2 separate regions of the Homo sapiens genome follow, and region 2 is linked to region 1. A link is an interaction called in ENCODE POLR2A ChIA-PET data of the cell type or tissue named here. Cell type or tissue: OCI-LY7. All regions are shown on one strand. Each heading gives the region's core, and the rest is flanking DNA. Links, peaks and the distances in the headings are about the cores only.

What was found. Peaks named below come from ENCODE experiments on the same cell type or tissue, not always from the same donor. Only the 100,000 strongest peaks of a DNase experiment are listed, where the experiment ranks them.
Region 2: POLR2A ChIA-PET joins it to region 1 with 7 read pairs; 3 of 35 experiments call an interaction of 5 or more read pairs at or near these places.

The regions. Positions count from the first base shown.
Region 1 is chr16:12,328,913-12,334,958 of GRCh38, reverse strand. All of the region lies in intron 15 of SNX29 (sorting nexin 29), which reads right to left. Among named protein-coding and RNA genes, the nearest start is that of SNX29-AS2, 41 kb to the left of the region's middle. RefSeq lists an enhancer at 2,212-2,712. In OCI-LY7, for the core only: no CTCF peak of the experiment used is centred there; DNase peaks (open chromatin) are centred at 3,278, 4,748 and 5,118; H3K4me3 peaks cover 2,259 bases; H3K27ac peaks cover 4,642 bases.
Region 2 is chr16:12,736,564-12,742,609 of GRCh38, reverse strand. The region is part of intron 2 of CPPED1 (calcineurin like phosphoesterase domain containing 1); the gene reads left to right. Among named protein-coding and RNA genes, the nearest start is that of MIR4718, 19 kb to the right of the region's middle. In OCI-LY7, for the core only: no CTCF peak of the experiment used is centred there; no DNase peak of the experiment used is centred there.

The DNA.
Region 1 (6,046 bases), core at 479-5,478:
TGTGTATGACATCAAATTTGAAAGACTGTTGCTTTTTAAAAAAAAAAAAAAAAAAAAGGCTCTGGGGCTGATAACTTAAAGCAAAAGGGGCTGACACAAATGCCTATAGGGACCAGGCAGGTAAAATAATTGAGAGAAGCAGGCTAGGTGGGGATGGGGTGACATGGTGAGGACTGCCCTCTTGAAAACAGGGCCACCACTACTGAGCCCCAAGTGAACACACCCACCTATGTGGGAGCTTTCCATTTTCTCAAGGGAAATTGGAAATAGTGAGCTTTATGGGAAATGGCCCGAATGTTCAGCATTGTCAATAAATTCAATCCTAAAAACCGAATTAGCCAAATCAAACAGATCTATGGGCTATATGCAGCCCAGGATGCCAGATTCTTATCTTTGATTTAAAGGGGTCCCATAATGTTTGCGGGGAAGGATACTTTGTCATCAGAATAGCATCCCTGTGTCCCTGTTTTATGCATCAAGATTAAGTGAAATCATTCATGCAAAGTGGTTTGCACGGTGCCGAACACAAAAGAACATTCGAATGCACCCGGGGATGATTTTTTTCCCCAAGGTGGGACTCACCTACACAGGAAGACAGAGCTTCACAAAAGCGAAGCCCCAGACCTCAAAGTCTCTCATGTTTCTCTACCAAAGGACCCACCAACAAACAGTTGCTGTGAAAGTTGCCCCAAGCTAAGCGAGTTCCTTGGCGGTGTGCTTTGTTTCAAAACATGCCATCCCAAAGATCTCCAGACTGCTTAGGTTTTTAAACCAACATTTGTCATTTTGCTGCACTTGTCTTTACTCAAAACCTCAAAGACCTAAAGTGGATGGCTTCAGAGGTGACAGTGTCTTTGAAGTGTTTCCCTACGTCTAGCTGAAAGGGATGAGCCATGTTTTCGCTTCCCTACAAGGCCGTCTAAAAATTAAACATCCCAGATATTTAACAAACACACCCATCAGCCACAGGGGAAGACAAGGAACATCCCCATGAGGTTACATTCATTTCAGTGAGATGGCAAAGATAAATGCAGGGCACGGAAACGCGGGATGCATCTGCCTGGCAGCCACACCTGTCATTCTCCATTCGGGTCTCTGAGAATAACTGGAATGGACCTGGCTAAACATGGCCTTTTCTACCTCAGCCATCCTACAGGGTAGGACCCTCCTTCCTGCCCAGTCCCCAGGACATAGGCTCTGTGAGAGATACAGATAATGGCTGAAGTAATAAGACCTTCTCACCTGCTTGGGAAGAAATTCTTATCAGGAGCCATGAAAAGATTAGAGAGTCCGGACTGGGAGCCCTGGGGAAGAGGAAATCACACCCTCTTCATCACAGCTACAAGCCCAACACCTAGACAGCACCAGGCCCATCACAGGTGCTTGATAAATGTTGTTGAATGAACAAAGGTACACTGAATTCAGCACACCCATACTGATCATTGATCAGATGTAATTGATCAAATTACTTAATCTCTGAGCTTCAGCTTTCTTCTCTCTCAAACAGGGAAAACTCTACCAACATCCTAAGAGTTGTAAAAATTAACTGATTGCGGCCAGGTGCGGTGGCTCACGTCTGTAATCCCAACACTTTGGGAGGCCGAGGCAGGCAGATCACGAGGTCAGGAGTTCAAGACGAGCCTGACCAATATGGTGAAATCCCATCTCTACTAAAATACACAAAAATTAGCCGGGCATGGTGGCACGCACCTGTAGTCCCAGTTACTTGGGAGGCTGAGGCAGGACAATCACTTGAACTTGGTAGGCGGAAGTTGCAGTGAGCCAAGATCGCACCACTGCACTCCAGCCTGGACAACAGAACAAGACTCTGCCTCAAAAAAAAAAAAAAAAATTAACTGATTGCCTGCAAAACATTTGTGAATGAACAAATGCACACTGCTAAATATCCAGGATGCTAAATACTCCATTCCCTTCATTCTTTCCTCCCTTCTTCCATTTCCTCCCCTCTGAAATACTGCCTGCGGAGCGTCTGTACATGCACACTAACCGCACGAGCAGGGGTGGCCATGAGGGTCTCAAAGCGGGCCCAGGAGAGAAGTGAGCTTGGAGGTGAGGCTTGAAGGACGAGGGCACATGGAGTGACGAAGCAGGCGGGCAACAGCAGCCAAGACGAAATGAAAGAGGAGCAGACAGGACCGTGAGGACTGACGAGGAGACCAGAGGCCAGAAGAACCAAGGGCAGGAATGGGGAAGTGCTAGAGATCAGGCTGGGAGGATAAGAGAAAGACAGAGGTGCCCAACCCTGGTGGCGGCCAGGGGCTGGGATGCAGGTGGACCTGGAAGGTGGGCCTAAGGACGGGGTTCTTGAGCGTCAAAAGCACCTGCCCATGGACCTCGGGGGAGCTCACAACCACTCCACCATGCAGCACTGGGTCTTCCTCAAGCTTTGTGATCATGGCCTTCAATATGACGAGGACGGGGGAGGATAGAGTCATCACTTTAACAGGCAAAAGGCGCACAAAGAGAGTAACACATTTTTAAAACGCCACCAATAACACAGCTTTAACAAGCCTTTCCTAACAGGCACGACTAGCAAATGAGCAACCCAGCTAGATGCCAAAGTTAATTTGCTCAGAAACTATGGAAAATGACGGAGCTTCATGCAGGGGAAAGCCAGATGCAACCATTTGGCAACGAGCTGAAGACACGCACTTGTGCATGCATATGCCCGTGCACACACACACAAACACACACAAGGACGCAAGTGCACACACCGCACGCACACCTGGCTCTGAGTCAGGTGAAAGTTCATTTTCCCTGACCATCAATTTTCTTCTAGGATGAGGATAATAGTAATAATGTTAATAACAGCATCAGTAACAGCAAAAGTAAGTAATGCTCACATTGTAAATTATTTCTTTATTATTATTATTTTTTTGAGATGGAGTTTCGCTCTGTCACCCAGGCTCCAGTGCAGTGGCATGATCTTGGCTCACTGCAGGCTCCACCTACTAGGTTCAAGCGATCCTCCTGTGTCAGCCTCCCAAGTAGCTGGGACTACAGGCGTGCGCCACCACTTGCCTGCTAAGGTTCCTGGGGCATTCACTGTGCTTGGCCAAATTGTTTAATTCTTAAAACAATATTCTGGCCAGGCATGGTGGCTCACACTTGTAATCCCAGCACATTGGGAGGCTGAGGCAGGCAGATCACCTGAGGTCAGGAGTTCAAGACCAGCCTGGCCAACATGGTGAAACGACATCTCTACTAAAAATACAAAAGTTAGCCAGGTGTGGAGGCGGGCGCCTGTAGTCCCAGCTACTTCAGAGACTGAGGCAGGAGATTTGCATGAACCCAGGAGGCAGAGGCTGCAGTGAGCCAAGATCGCTGCCACTGCACTCCAGCCTGGGCAACAGAGTGAGACTTCATCTCAAAAACAAAAAAATTCTGGAACAGGTCTTCTGTGTTCTCATTTCACAGGTGGGGAAACTGAGGCTCAGAGACATTAAGGAACATGCCCACAATGACACAGTGTGTCAGATACAACACCTCATGCTCTCAGCACCTATACGTACGCTATGCTGCTTCAAATGCTTTTTGGAATAAGACCAGGTAAAAATGAATAAAAATTAAATCAAAGTTTAGACAGCTTCTGTGTCTTTTTCTGGTACCAAGCTAGGCCCAAGAAATGCATGACCAAGGGACCCACTTGGAGCACGTAGAGAAGGCTCTGTCCTGTAAATCTCATGATCTCTGTGTAGGAGTTTCTAGGAGTGAAACCGGGCAGCCAAGCCCAGCAGCCTGGAAAGTTGGGCTCAGCAGCTGAGGCCAAAGCTCTCTCTGGAGAAGGGCCAGTCAGGCCTGCCAAGCTCATACCAGCAGAGGATTCAAGGTAGGAGCCCATGGGGTGCAATCCACAGCCCCCTTCCAAACACAGACACAGGCTCTGAAGCAAGGAACTGTAGTTGGCTACAGAGGCCCAAAGAAGATGAGAAACTGAATTGCTCCCAGTGTGTGGACAACAGTCAAGGAAGCCTTCTGCAGCCTATAAGCCAGGGGGCTAGCATGCCTGGAGTGGCCAACCACATTCTGTGTCAGGGCTCTGCCCCAGGAGCCTTTGCAGGCAAGTGCAGGGAAGACCAGCTTTTCCATCTGAACGTGAAGCTGCACCCAAACTCCTCCATCCGCCAGACCTACACTGGGCTGCTGAGTGACCAAATAGAATCCAGGCCTAAAAATATCTGAAGTGATTTTCTGGGAGCAAGGATGCCACCCTCAGCCCTGAAACCTGCCACAAGCGCCGCCAGGACTCGCGTGCTGGTTAAGAACCAGGGCTCTGGGGTCCAGCCGCCTGGCTCCGCTGCCTGCAAAGATGTCACCTCAGGCTACTATTTCAACCCACTGGGACTCAGTTTCCATATTCTGTAAAAAGGTGACAATGGTGACCACCTGTCGTCCAGAGCTGTCGGGAGGATTAAACAGTTCGCAGTGAAAGCGTGGCTCACAGATGCATTGCGTGAGTGTTAACTATCATTACTTATGACCGTCAAGCCCATTTCAGGCTGGAGTGCCGTGGTGTGATCTCAGCTCACTGCAACCTCTGCCTCCTGGGTTCATGCGATTCTCCTGCCTCAGCCTCCCGAGTAGCTGGGATTAGAGGCGTCCGCCACCATGCTTGGCTAATTTCTCTATTTTTACTGGAAATGGGGTTTCGCCATGTTGGTCAGGCTGGTCGCCAGGTGAGGAAACAGGCACAGAGAGGTTAAGTCGTTTACTCAAGGCCACAAGGGGACCACCATTTCCTGAGCACATCTCTGTCCCAGGCACCAGGCCAACTGTTTCACATCACTGATCCTGAGCCTCCCGCAACAACAACAAAAGTGACTAATACTTAAGCTGTAAATTATTTAATTCTCAAAACAACATTCTGCAATGGGTCTTCATTATCCCCATTTCACAGACAGGGAAAATGAGGTTCAGAGATGTTGAGGAGTGTGCCCATCAGGATAGTGTCTCAGACGCAACAGCCCAAGCTCCTGCACCTATCTGTAAGATATGCCACTCAAATGCCTTTTGGAACAAGACAGGGTATAAATAACTGTTAACGCGTCTTAGTCCCTTCAGAAAAAAACAGCTCTTGTCAAAGAGGAACAGTGATCTTTGTGCTATTCAAAGAACAGGTCTGAAAAATACAAGTCAAGTCATTCAACAGAAGCTGAAAAGAGAAGGGCCACTTGGCATGTGTGCCAACACCTCAATCCCACCTGAGTGATCTGAAGCAGAGGACTCGTTGCCAGTGAACTGTGAGCCAACGCATAGCAGAAAAACATGCTTAGCAGCTGGCATGGATAGACACGAAGGTAATACACACTCCTGTTTATTGCATAGGGCTGTGTGGGGTACAAATCACTCTCCAATCATTTATGCCACTGAAAAATACAATCATAAAAACCATTAAGAGGAGGGCTAGTTCCCAGCTAGGAACCAAATTATCTTTACCAGACAACACTGGTCAGTCCTGCGGTTTATGTGCCAGGCACCATGCAAGTGGCTGGGATGACAAAACCCAGTAAGCCAGCACCTGCCTGTGGAGAGTTCAACTGGACACAGCTGCTAGTAGCAACCCAGTATCCATCCCAGGTCTTTGCCTACAGTTGCTAAGCTGCTGAGATGGACGCCTAGAGCTACTGGGGGTATTTTTTCACTTTTTTTTTTTTTTTTTTTGAGACAAGGTCTCACCATGTTGCTCAGGCTGGAGTGCAGTGGCATAATCATAGCTCACTGCAGCCTTGAACTCCTGGGCTCAAGAGATCCTCCTGCCTCAGCCTCCTGAGTAGCTGGGACCACAGGTACGCACCACCATGCCCAGCTCAATTTTGTTTTCTATTTTTTGTAGAGACTGGGTCTCCTGATGTTGCCTAAGCTGGTCTTGAACTCCTGACCTCAAGCCATCCTCCTGCCTCAGCCTCCCAAAGTGTTGGGATTACAGGTGTGAGCCATCATGCCTGGCCAGGGGGTTATTTTGTCACTGTAGATGAAAAGCCCACCAAGGATGAAGCCAAGATAGGAAACTGAGCCCAGGGAACCA
Region 2 (6,046 bases), core at 486-5,485, 410 kb before region 1:
CCTGTATCACCCAATAAATGGTCATTGATCACCATAGGAAAGGAACAGTGAAAGCTCCACGGTGGTTTGGAGGAAGGTGGCAGGCATTCAGCGGTAACTCTTTTGAGCAGATAGATTTTATGTTTTTGCAATGAGTGAAATAAATTTTCCCATATCTATTTAAGGTTGGCAATCATTATCTTTTTATCATCTTGGAACATTTGTAATTCCTTTAATATGTTTAGTTAGGAATTTTCTACCTTCCTCATCTTGTCCGATAGTTTAAAATCCCACAGTTATTTCACGGGCTCCTCATACCTGCCTGTGTGATTTCTAACATGTCACGCTATGCAACCAGTTGCTTTTACTTGTAGAGTGTTTCTTTAGGTAATAGCTTATTATTGGTTATGTGATTACAGTGTGTTAAAGACAGGTCTGTAGTTATGTAAAATGCCGTTTCTCTGAGTATCATGGTCATTTCCACATATTTCTCTATTCATGTATTTGTAAGAATATATCTATTTTTGCAGTATTTTATTTATTTATTTATTTTATTTTATTTTCTGAAACGGAGCCTTGTTCTGTCACCTAGGCTGGAGTGCAGTGGTCTGATCTCGACTCACTGTGACCTCCCCCTCCCAGGTTCAAGCGATTGTCCCGCCTCATCCTCCCAAGTCATTGGGATTACAGTCATGTGCCACGAAGCCCTGCTAATTTTTTGTATTTTTAGTAGAGACAGGATTTCACCATGTTGGCGATGCTGGTTTCGAACTCCTGGTTTCGAACTCCTGACCTCAAGTGATCCACCTGCCTCGGCCTCCCAAAGAACTGGGATTACGGGCGTGAACCACCACGCCAGGTCAGTTTTGCAGTGTTTTAAATACTGTTGTCTTTGAGAGGAGAGAGGCACGCACATAGACTATGGTGATTACCATCATATACTGGAAAGTGCAAAGTGTAGCGCAGTTAACTGTGAGCCATCTCATCAAACCCTAACAGATGTCTCATTTGTCCATAAAGGGGCTTCTGTCCCATAGAAATTCATGTACCCAACCTACTCTTCAACCATGATTTTTCTCTGATGGCCTGTGTGAACAGATTAATGGTGTCCATCTAATTCCTTCCCCACTGGGGGAAAGCAAATCATCAGGCCCATTGCAAAAACTGCTCTTGGTTGAGCTTCCTGCCTTAAATCATACCCACAGTGAATGGCGTCCCTTTATCACCGCTAATGACTCTGACATCTCTCTCCACTCACATGTGAGCCTCCTCAGCTCTCGATAAACAAGTCTGTCTCGGTTCATTTATTCTACAAAAAAAAAAAAAAAAAGGGCAGCCAGAGGAGGATTTATTTTTTTCTGCTGATTTTTAAAAGTCTGATGTGAAACCATTCTGAGTGTCTCTGGTGCCATTTATGAGGCAGAACCATTCTTTCTGATGATTTACTCTCTCTGCCGTCCTGCCCACTATATTTTAAGTACTATCCTAGTTGGCCTGGAGTTACTATGATATTTTGTCATAATTGGGCCCCATTATATTGCTATGTCGGGCAGTTTTCCTGTTTTAGAAAGGGCACTGTTATCTAGTGCAATGCTGGCTCCTTAGAGATGTGGATTAAATGACTTGCTAAGCCTGTTAAATAGTTGTGGACTCATCCTTTTCTCTTGTGATCAGCCGGGAAAGCTGGTGGATCACTTAGGAGAGTGTTTGCCTGCAGGTAACAAGCCACCCAGTATTGGGAGCTGAAAGCAGTAGGGGACATGGTGCAGCAGCCCAGCAGCACCCTCCCGGACCAGGGGCTTTCTAACCTTCTGACAGATTCTCACACTCTGTGCTCTCCTTTCCTGCCACAGGGCCTTGCACCTGCTGTTCACTCTGCTAGGGATTCTCTCCTTCACCCCTGCTCCCCCAGCATTCTCATCACCCACTGAGGAAAGCTGCCCTTGCCCCTGCAGCTGGCTGAAAACCCCTGCTATATAAAGGAGTGGGCCAAGCACTCCCTTCTTTGTAACGCTAATAATATATTCTAATTTGACATTTAGCTGTGAGGCCCTTCTATTGTCCTCATCCCCAGTAGACGGTAAACTCCATGAGTGCAAGGACCAGACCTAATTAGTCATGATTGGTATGCACTAGGAATACTTTTGGCTACGGGTTTTTAAAAAGTAGCTTTTTTTTTTTTTTTTGAGGCAGAGTCTCGTTCTGTTGCCCAGGTTGGTGTGCAGTGGTGCAATCTCTGCTCACTGCAACCTCTGCCTCCCAGGTTCAAGAGATTCTCCCACCTCAGCCTCCTGAGTAGCTGGGACTACAGGTGCCTGCCGTCATGCCCGGCTAATTTTTGTATTTTTGTAGAGATGGGGTTTCACCATGTTGGCCAGGCTGGTGTTGAACTCCTGACCTCAGGTACCCGCCCACCTCAGCCTCCCAAAATGCTGGGATTACAGCCATGAGCCACTGCGCCCGGCCTAAAAAGTATCTTAAATAAAGCAGGGCTGGCTCGCTCTTTCTTTCCTTTCTTTCCTTTCCTTCCTTTCCTTCCTTTCCTTTCTTTCCTTTCTTTTTTTCTTTTCTCCTTCCTTTTCTTTTCTTTTCTTTTCTTTTCTTTCTTTCGTCTTTCTTTCCACATAATAACAAGGCTAGGCAGCTCCGACCATTGACTTATTTGGTTTACACTGTCATGACCAGTGTCTCTGCCAATTTCTTGTTATTTTCCTCATGGTTGCAAAATGGCTGCTGTAGCCCAGCCATCACCTCACTGTTTAAGAGAAGAAGGCAGGAAGGGAGGCAGTACCACTGACACCTAACCCTTTTATCAAGAAACCAAAAGTTTCCCTGGAATCCCCCAGCCAATTTCTCCTCATGTCTCCTTGCCACTTGGCCACCTCTAACTAGAGAGGAGGCTGCGAACCATGTTGTTGCTTTGGCATCCTCTATACTAGAGGCAAAAATGGGAGAAAAAGGAGGAAATGAGAGAGAGGTTAGCCTACTCGTAGCAATCTGCCCCACTCTTGCAGCCCCAGTGTTTACTCGAACAAGCACTTTTTTTTTTGAAATGGAGTTTTGCTCTTGTTGTCCAGACTGGAGGGCAATGGTGTGATCTTGGCTCACTGTAACCTCCGCCTCCCAGGTTCAAGTGATTCTCCTGCCTCAGCCTCCTGAGTAGCTGGGATTACAGGCGCCTGCCACCATGCCCAACTAATATTTTGTATTTTTAGTAGAGACAGAGTTTCACCATGTTGGCCAACCTGGTCTTGAACTCCTGACCTCAGGTGATCCACCCGCCTCAGCCTCCCAAAGTGCTGTGATTACAGGCGTGAGCCACTGTGCCTGGCCAGCACTTTGGTATTAATGGACAGGTAGAAAAAACTCACTTGCTTGGACTGTTTGTCCATTCATTTATCCATTCATTTAGTGTCCAGGGCAAGCCAGTCTCTCTACTACTTATTCTACATGCACACTTTCTTATTCTCATGACCATTCTGTCCAGTGAGGCGCTACTATTTTTATTTTGGGATTAGAAACAATCTCAGGAAGAATCAATACCTTACTTAAGGTTACACAGCTCGGTAAGCAGCAGACCCAAGACTCAATGCGAAAGCCGCCTCCCTCCCAAACCCACTCACCCTTCACCGTGTGGTGCTAACCTCCCTGAGCAAGCACTGCTGATCCTGGGATCAGAGTAGGAAAACTCCTTCATTTAACTTTTCTCTACCAGGAGGTAATGATCATTAGCCTGCCAGGGTTTAGCTGCTACATTAAACATGTTTTGGCAAAACAGTTTGCTAATAATATTGCAACTGAACAAAATATATTGAATCTGTAATTTGGGGTGATTTTATATTTGGGGCCTAACTAGATGACATTCGTTTTATGAGTAGGGTTATAATTTTTAGCAGGACCTTGTATGGTAGGCTACTAAATTACCCAGAGGTTAGTCCATACCCATAAACTCTCTAAATAATTTGAATAATTTTTTTCCTGTTTAAGTAGGTAAGGCACTTTGCTAGGAGATTTTGCTTTTACTTTCTTATTCCTGAAAAATCTCAGCATTCTTGCTTCTGAATAAATGAATCAGTGGTCATCTGTATTCATGTCCACAGCTTACAGTTACACATTTGTGAACTAAAATATTCAGAGACATTTCATCTCTGCAACATTTTTTTTAATAATAAGCAGGTGTGTGTGTGTGCGCGAGTGTGTGTGTGTGATTATAAAAGTAATAGATATGCAATCAAAAGACATTTTGGAAGAAGAGAGGAAAATCACTCGTAATTCTGTACCACCCAGAGGTAATAACTATTAACATTGTTGGCATATTTCCTTCCTAATTTTTAAAAATTTTTTTTGCATAGCTGAGTTCCTACATTATTTGCGGTTTTGTGTGCTGCAATTTTTCATATAATATCAACAACCTCCTTATTATTACAAGCATCATTGTGAACGGCTGCGTAATGTCCTTTCATTAAGAACACAACAATCCTTTACTGGGCTGCTCTTCTCGTGATGCACATTCGGATTATCTCCCGGATACATGAATTCTTAACATTTTCTAAAGAAAGAATAATCCAAGCCACGACGCATCTGCCAACAGGCCCTCTACCTGCGTCGGGTACCGTGTTAACCACTTATCCCCAGGAAGGCGTCAGTCATTATCATTTCCATGATGACTTTGTCCTGGTAGAACAGGATGCTGGCAATTTTTATACTTTAAAAAATGACCGGATTCCTCGGTTTTGCAGGCAGGGGTCCCCTGACACAGGGAAGATGAATGCCAAGAAGACCAAGAAGAGAGAGAGAAAATTGCTCAAATGTTCCCTCCAGCCGCTCCCTCCCACTGTTCCTTATCTGGCAGCCACTCTGGCGACCTCAGAGCCCTTTTGCTGCGCAGCTCCAGTGTCCCTTTTCTTCTCATGGCTCAGCAGCCCCTCTGACCACTGCAGCCTCACACAGTTCCTAGAATTCTTCAGGGGGGCAAGAGTAAGCTGCTCAGACCATGTGTTAACTTCAGTCTTCCAAAATATTGTGGCCAATAAAAGCATTGTAGCCAGAGAGGTTATTCAAACGCTCAGCCCTGAGTATGCCCTTGCCTGCTTAAAACCCTCCAGGGGCTGCCGGTTGCTCTGAGAATCCAGACAGGTCCCTGCATGGGAACCACAAGGCTCTGCCTGATCTGGCCCTGCCTGCTGTATCTCCTGTCACTCTGGGCCCCACCTGTAAGGGGTGCTTTTTGGTTCCTCTGTGTCCTTTTCACATTCTGTTCCCTCTTCCTACACACTGTTCCCTCTGCCTGCTCTCCCTTCTTCTCCTTCTTCCCATGAATTTGGACTGCCTGCTTGTCCTTCAGATCTTTGTTGCCCTACACCTTCAAGTTGTTGCTCAAATGTTACCTTTTCATTGAAATGATCTCTGATTTTTTTTATTATTATTATTATTATTTTTTTGAGACATGGTCTCACTCTCTCGCCCAGACTGGAGTGCAATGGCACAATCTCAGCTCACTGCAACCTCCACCTCCCGGGTTCAAGAGATTCTCCTGCCTCAGCCTCCTGAGTAGCTGGGACTGCAGGTGTGCGCCATCGCACCCAGCTAATTTTTGTATTTTTAGTAGAGACAGGGTTTTACCATGTTAGCCAGGCTGGTCTGAAACTCCTGACCTCAAGTGATCCACCCACCTGGGCCTCCCAAGGTGCTGGGATTACAGGGGTGAGCCACCGCACCCATCTGATGATCTCTGATTTTAGAGTTGCAGCTCTTCCCCTCCCCACTGCCTTCCCACTTGGTTTCCCTCCGTAACACTTAGCACCATCTAATATACTGCCTGCTTTACCTATTAGCTGCACTGATCATCCATCTTTCTCCATTAAAACATAAGCTCCATGAAGGCAGACACTTTTGTTGTATTCTTAGTGCCTAGAATCTTAGTGTTTAGATTGCCTAGCATTCTGTAAATAATGGTTAAGCAAATGGAAGAATACTGAATCTAAGTCTCTCCTCCTCCCTTTTCTTTGTATTCACTTCTATGGGCTAGAATTTACTTTGATTCCCTTCAACACAACAGCTAGAAGTT